3 separate regions of the Homo sapiens genome follow, and all the other regions are linked to region 3. Evidence: read pairs that join two places in POLR2A ChIA-PET (ENCODE). Cell type or tissue: GM12878. All regions are shown on one strand.

Region 1 (2,500 bases), 75 kb after region 3:
GCACTAGAGACAATAAAGGTAGGGACTGAAATTCTTTTAATAAGGTAGCACTTAGGACAATAGTACCTGATACATAGTAAGCTTGCAATAAAATATTTGATAACGAAAGGAAAAATCCATGTGTGATGTGATGACCAGCCAACCCAAACAGGGGTGTGGCAGTGGAAGTGGCAAGGAATGACTGGATATATACAATACAATAGACAGAACTCATTGACTGCTTATGTGTAAGTGAGCAGAAATTTCAAGTTTATGTTAAAGTTAATTAACAGATATGAATATCATGCTAAGATATTTATATAGGTGTCTATTACATGGGAGCCTCAGAAGAATAAGTAATGGAACAGTGGTGAATATATTGATCATTAATCTATAAGGCATTACAAATATATATAAGAAAACATGTAAAGATGAATATATCCTATTTCTTTACCACTGCCACCCCTAACTTTAAAACTATCACGTGAGCTTTGGTGTGTAGAGCAACATCCTCTAGATGCTATATAGGGTAGTAACTTGCTCTACGTCTGTGTTTTTGTAGGCCCTTTTGATGAAAGAGCATCAGTTTACACATTTCTGAGAGGAGGTGTTTTCCTGCAGTAGCTAAAATGTGCATTTACAACTTTATATTTATTATTACACGGTGCCAATGCAAGCCAGTGGCAAATAATTCAATGTTTTCTATTTCTGATTTTGCCTTGATCGTCCCCAAAAGTGCAGTTATTAATCCTTCTCTTAACAGTGGCTCTCCATTTTTTATTTTTATGTATATTAAGGAATTCAGAATTTGTAGTAGTTATCAAATTTTTAGATTTTAGACTCAGTGAAAATATGTGATAATTCTTTTTGTCATAATTATTTAGTAATCTCTGTAAGACACTTTCATTATGTGAATTTCTTGGGTATTTCTATGGGTTTTTCCACCCAGTGTGGATTGTTTTCTCTTTTGTTTTAAACCTTGCATTGTGAGCTTATCTTCAGCAGGGCTTTGTCTGTAAAACTCCTGTGCAGCCTGGGTTAAGAATTGTCTTTCAGAATAGTTTTGGGTTTACTTCTGCATGTACTCTCTAGAGATCCCTGGCTTGGGACCTATTTCTTTGTAATTTCTTGACTTGTGGCTTTCTAGGCCACATTTGAGATAATTTCAATCCTGTATGAGTTCAGGCTCATATTATGGATTCTCAAGAGATTTCTTTTCCCCACCTAGAGCCCAAGCATAGAAGAACCAGTTTCACTATTGTCTATTGTCTTCTTTTGCTGGTGGCCAGAGAGTTTAGCTCTTCGAGTTTTATACAGAGATCTTAGTTTCAGTATGCCACATTGCAAGAGTTAAGTTCTCATCTCCTATGTTTTTTCTTTTTCACATTCCCTGAAAAATCAAACTCCTAGATGACAACTCCTACTCACCACCCACCATCGAGGCAAACACAGGATAGACTACTCATGTGCCAGTCCGGTTTTCAGTTGCTTCATTATTCCTGGCATCTGTATATTTTTCTTTTATATGAGCTCAGCTAAGCATTATAAGTTCATGTATTTTTTCCCAGCATTTCCAGTTTATCTAGCAGGAGAGTTTTTATGTATAGTTTTCCATATTACTGAAACTCAAATCTGGAATTCTTTCCACATCTGTAAAGTCTTTTTTCACATGTTTCTAAATATCCTTGACTTGATTTTTTTTTTAAAGAACATTACATTTCACAGTTGTTGTGGCCTTAAAATGGTATTTCCCATCTTTTGGATTTAATTTAAGAAGTAGGACCTAATTCTAATATCATTAAACCTTGCCACTTCATAAATTCTACTCAAAGGCACAAAGGGAATAATTAAGTCTGAAGATTGATAGAAGACTGGCTGTTTTAACTTAGCCTGAGGAAGTAACCCTGAAGAATGCACCCCATGTGAATAAATAACAACAAATTCAGTGTGATTACCTTGAGTTCTACGAAACAGGGGAATTGAGAAATGAGAACACAGGGGGGTTTCAATTACATTTGTAATGTTTCATTTCTTAAGCCGGTAGTATATACCCAGGGGTTCATTATATGCTCTACCATTTTTAAAAATTTGAAATATTTGATAATAAAAATAATTGTTAAAGAAATTATCACCATAATGCAAACAGTACCACATCTTTAATTTCATATAACATAAGATATACAGGGCATTTGGCATTTGTCATGTGTGCTTGTCAAGTGAATAGATAATTTTTCATCCCAAAGACGTCAGAGAGTAAGTTGTTCTTTCAGCAACTGTTAAGATTTAGTTATCCCCATACTAGACTCTCTTTTCTCCCATGCCTGTTGAAAATATCACACGACTGACAACAAGATCCAGTCTATCCAGCGAGTATGCTATTTCCAACTTGGGAAGTAATTCCAGCATTATCTGGAATAGTAATAGGTTGAATTTGAATCGTATTCTTTGCTAAAAAGGTCCTTTTAAGTGTTTTTGCAATAAAGTTATCTGCTGATTTTATTTTTTTGTTCATGTGAATTAC
Region 2 (2,500 bases), 410 kb after region 3:
TTTCTGCCATGTGAAGATACTTGGAGAAGTTGGCCATCTGCAACCTGGAAGACGGCTCTTACCGGAACTTAACCATGTTGGCACCCTAATCTCTGACATCCCACCTTCCAGAGCTGCGAAAAATAAATATTTGTTATTTAACCCACCAGTCTATGGTAATTTATTTTAGCAGCCCAAACTAAGACAGATTATAAATACTGTGACATTTACTTTGTTGGATGCTTGGCATTATAGTTCTATAAATATTCTTGAGTTTTGCTCTGAAGTACAGTTAAATTACTTAGTAATAGTTTGATCTTTTCAAGCCTGCTGTTAAACTTTGTTAGGTGAAACCAGAACCACCTCCATTCTAAATCTTATTTTCTCCACTACTAAGACAATACTATTCTAAGTTTGCCTAGAAAAAAATGGACACTACCTGATTTTCCTTGAATTATGAGGTGTTCTCCTCTGGCTCTTGTAACACCAACTATTCTTAGGCCTATGTGAGCTCTAAGGACCTACTTCTTTCAAGTGGTTCTTCCCTTTTCTCTAGTAATTTCCCAATATGCATTCTGTGCTGAATACACAGCTAAAGAATTGGAGGGTATCCCTCTGTGGATCTCCATAGCTTTCTGTGTGCAGCTGGCTCCTCTCTAGTACTCTGCTTTCTTAACACCAGTTCCCTTGGCCTCTCTAGACCCCATGTCTGTCTCTTCAGTTCAAAGTTAATGCTTAGCTCTCTCTCAATTCCCCCTCCCTGCATTGCTGCCTAGAAAATCTGTCTGGGCAGTAAACTGGGACAGACATAGGGCTTACCTTGTTTGTTTTCCCTCTCTCAGGGGTCAGTGTCCTCTGCTTACTTATTTGATATGCAATGCCTAAAAAATTTGTTCAGTGTTAATTCCCATTGTTAAAATATCATAATATTAACTATTTAGTAGTTTCAGGGGGTTGATTAATCTGATCCCTCTTATTCCATCTTGACTAGAAGCAGGAGTCTTAGATCTTTTTATTCGTGCATATAGGAAGTTTTTCAATAACCAATTCAATTACTTTAATAAATACAGGGTATAGCACGCCCAGTTACCAAGCCAGTGGGTGATTCATTTCAATATTTTATTATCAGCCTCTGTTCATGTCTTCCTGTTTCTGTGGGCCTATCACTTTATGTAATCTACAGTGTCACAAAGTAGTTGGTGGGAGTTTATTTCAGTCTTTTTCCATTTTTGCTCTTTATTATGAATGGTAATCCTAACTACATTTCCCTGTCTCATATCTAAACCTTTTAGTTCTGTCTATCACCTTTTGTTTCCAGACCCGTGACCGTGCCTTCTTCCCTACTCTGCCATTACCCTGGGGAACCATGACTCTCAGAATGTTTTTTTTTTTTTTCTGGTACTTCAACATCCACAGTTACTCATTTTGTACAGCGTGTTAAATTTATTTTGAAAACACACAACCCTTTCTATTTTTTTTTGCCTAGAGGGTAACACCTGGCTGCTGTGTATTCTGAATATAAGGAAGGGAAATCAGTAGCAGACTTTCAGTAACTGTTTCTGTTTTTAGTCTTATGCTGTACTCTGCTGCCCATCACACCTGGTATCCTTGAGTCTATAACCTCCCCCAGGTTCTGAAAGACAGAATGGCTCCCGCCTTGGCTGCAGCTTCTCCATATTTATTCTGGACTGCATCTTTTCCCAGTCTGCTTTATTGAGCTCCACTCTTCCACTAGTTTTCCACTTTCTAGAAATGTGTTGAACTAGTTTATCCACTGATAAACTTCTTATTGTTCTTTTCACAGCTCTGTGTTTGCCTCTGCCCTTTTAAATTGGTATGCAGTAATCCTTCCTTAACCTTGGGGCTATGTTTCAGGACCGCCAGTGGATGATTGCTATCAATTGAAACACATTCCTATTCATGTCTTTTACCCACAAATTTAATGTCCTTTTCATCTTAAATCTAAGATGAAAGCACTATGGCTATAACTTTTGCAGTTTGAGGTGCAACAGTAAAACTAGCACAAATTTGTTTTTCATTCTTCACAATTTCACAAATAGATTTGTTTTTACTATAGAGCTTAGCAACCTCAGCCTAAGACTTTTTCCTTAAGTAGAGGACTTTCACTTTTTGCTTCAAAAAAGCACTTTCAGGCCTCTCTCTGGCATGTCCAAATGGTCAGTACCACTCTTCTTGCACTTTGGGACTACTATTAAGTAAAATAAGCATCATCCCATCTCATCTTATAACTGAGATGCCTACTAAGTGACTAAGGGGTGGGTAGAGTATTTAGTGTGAATATACTGGATAAAGGAATGAATCACATCCCAAGTGGGACAGAATGGACAGCATGAGAATTCATCACACTACTCAGGATGGCATGCCATTTAAAGCTCACAAATTGTTTATTTCTGGAATGTTTGATTTAGTATTTTTGGGCTGAGTTTGACCACAGGTAACTGAAGCCATGGAAAGCAAAATCTTGAATAAGGGAGGACTACTGAATATTATTTTAGTGGAA
Region 3 (2,500 bases):
CATTATTTTTTGTGGCATATGTAAAGCAAGAATTTAGCAATTTTAAGCTTCCTAGTATTTAGCTAATAACTTCACATACTGGAGCACATCTTTATCCGTTGTGTCAAAATATTAGATATTTTCTAAGGTAATAGTTTTACTAACGTGGATACTTCCTTTGATTTTGTTCTCTGTTCTTGAAATTGTTTGTGCTTATGGAATTTATTTTGTTATATTTAAAAAAGTAAAGCTGACTTTATAATATGGATGACTTTGAATTTTACTTCTTAGCCCTTATACTTTCTATGCAGGATGTATTTTTAAAAAGAAATACAATATTTACAGGAACAAATTTATAGAGTAGGGAGTATAAATGGGCATTTTAAAAGTTATTTATATACATCTTAACTGCCATGACTTTTAGCCAAGCCAGTATTTTCAAGAAAGCGCTGTCTATCCTAATTGCACAAATATTTTTGCAGACTTTTCCATTAAGCAGTGAATGAAGCCCTGAAAGTCACTGTAGCCAATGTGAAGGCAGAGGATTTGAGAGTAGTAATGGATTTTTAGAAATGCTTAGGGTGCGCTCCTGTAACAGGGCATTTGCTTTTAGGGCAGTTTGGCCCAACAATTGAACAAATTAGTTATGTTTGAAAATTTATAAAGCAAAAGCATAGATAATCATAATATAATTTTTGCTAGAACATATGTTAAGTTGGCTTATTAGATCAGATCGTTTTTTAAAATTACAGTATGAAAAAGTTATTCAACTTATTTTAAAAATTCTTCTTTGCAAAGAAATTGATACCTTGATACCCATGGCATTAAGACAGCTTTTTACTTCTTTGTGGGCTGGCATAATGGACAGACAGTACTTTAGCCTTGGAAATCAGGAGTATTGACGTGTGACATTTTAGATGAGTATGTGTGTATGTGAACAGGTACATGTGGATGCAAGCATGTGTGTAGAAGATCACGTATACATTCATATATGTGAGAGTGCATTTGGGTTAGAAGTGATATGAAAAAAAGTGGAGTATTGTATCTTAGTAAACTTTTACTTCATTAATCTCCTTCAAGTTGTTGATCATTAATAATTGGATATTCTTTTGTAGAATGGCTTTGGAACTTGGCAGTATTCTGTAATCCAGTTTTACAAGATGACATGGGGAGATGACCAGGGAATTTACTCATATTTTTTTTAGGCCGAGTGATGTTGATAGACCACAGTTTGGCAAAGTAGACAGATCTGGTTTCAGATCTTAGTTTTGCTACTTACTAGCTGTGTGAATCTTGGAGATATATTTGGCTCTTTTGAAACCTCAGTTTCCTCATATATAGAATAGGTGAACAATGTCTGTCTTATTGGATTCCAGAAAGAATTAAGTAGGATAAAGTTTGCAAAGTACTTATTCACATTACCTGGTCACATAGTAAACAGTCAGTTAATGCAAATTCTCTTTTTGGGTGTGTTTTTAAAAAAATAAATAATATTTTACAACTTAAGCCTTTTTTGAATATTTGAAGTAAAATGCAAATTTATTTTTACATTAGCTTTTGGAGAGTATTAGTGCTTTCTGCATCTTGGGAGAAATCTTATTCTTTTATTTAGTTGTATAAACATATAAGCAAAAGTAGGCATAATAGCTGATTATTGTTTTAAAAAAAAACTTCCGAATGTTTATAGTGAACTTCTATAAAATGAAAATTACTCTGTGCAACTTATGTGGCATAATTTACAAATCAGTTCAATTTGGGGAAAATATAATTTATATCAAATAATATACCACCAATTTGGGGGAAATTATATTACTATAGTGTAATATAATTATAGTGTGTTATTAACTATAGTGTGTCACTAAGATAAACTAAAAAGCCCATTAGTTAGCCAGTATTGTCATGTTTCTGAGGTTAATTGGCTGCATTCAGTTATAGGTTATGAACGGTACCACTTGAATGATCCACCAAGCTATCAGGCAGAAAGACCAATAGTTCACAAGACTAATTGACCCTGTCAGTATAATAGAAACACTTACAAATAAAATTCTCTTTGCAAACAACATTGCGAATGAAAACCCCAGAAGAAACTGTTATGTCCTGTAACTGTCCTGGAATGCTATGATTCAGTTAGCAGACTGTGGGTGGAGGTGGGTCATGGTGGGTGGGAGTTGGGGGGAAGGAAATGCAAAGGATAGAAAGGAGAATTTTGGAGGGAAATTAATCAGACAAAACGTTAGAGAGAAACACACATTTTTTGAAATGATTTTAACCTTCTTGAATCTCTAAAAAGTACTGTCTTTAAATTTTTCATTTTTTTACCCTTGTTCTGTATCTTAAGCCCTTTTGTTAGATTTGATAGTCATTGTTGCATTGAGCTCTTTTCTGAAAGGTAAGAACGTATTTTTGTCAAACACATTGCTATAATGAGTATGATGTGTGGCTGCCATTCTTCAGTCTTTCTTCATTTACATGTATCATCAATATAATGCAAATACTGTCAAGGGCAGCATTATCTCCTTGA

Evidence for each region. ChIA-PET counts read pairs that join two places held together with the same protein. Peaks named below come from ENCODE experiments on the same cell type or tissue, not always from the same donor. Only the 100,000 strongest peaks of a DNase experiment are listed, where the experiment ranks them.
Region 1: POLR2A ChIA-PET joins it to region 3 with 5 read pairs; 2 of 35 experiments call an interaction of 5 or more read pairs at or near these places.
Region 2: POLR2A ChIA-PET joins it to region 3 with 5 read pairs; 3 of 35 experiments call an interaction of 5 or more read pairs at or near these places.

The regions. Positions count from the first base shown.
Region 1 is chr4:144,969,432-144,971,931 of GRCh38, reverse strand. It overlaps LOC124900793 (a long non-coding RNA gene), which reads left to right. Exons shown (of 2, transcript XR_007058293.1): 1 at 1-18. Among named protein-coding and RNA genes, the nearest start is that of ANAPC10, 130 kb to the left of the region's middle. In GM12878, no CTCF peak of the experiment used is centred here; a DNase peak (open chromatin) is centred at 1,141; H3K27ac peaks cover 2,040 bases.
Region 2 is chr4:144,634,183-144,636,682 of GRCh38, reverse strand. No RefSeq gene overlaps it. Among named protein-coding and RNA genes, the nearest start is that of HHIP-AS1, 11 kb to the left of the region's middle. RefSeq lists an enhancer at 1,328-1,387. In GM12878, no CTCF peak of the experiment used is centred here; a DNase peak (open chromatin) is centred at 1,522.
Region 3 is chr4:145,044,125-145,046,624 of GRCh38, reverse strand. The region is part of intron 4 of ANAPC10 (anaphase promoting complex subunit 10); the gene reads left to right. Among named protein-coding and RNA genes, the nearest start is that of ANAPC10, 53 kb to the left of the region's middle. In GM12878, no CTCF peak of the experiment used is centred here; a DNase peak (open chromatin) is centred at 1,224.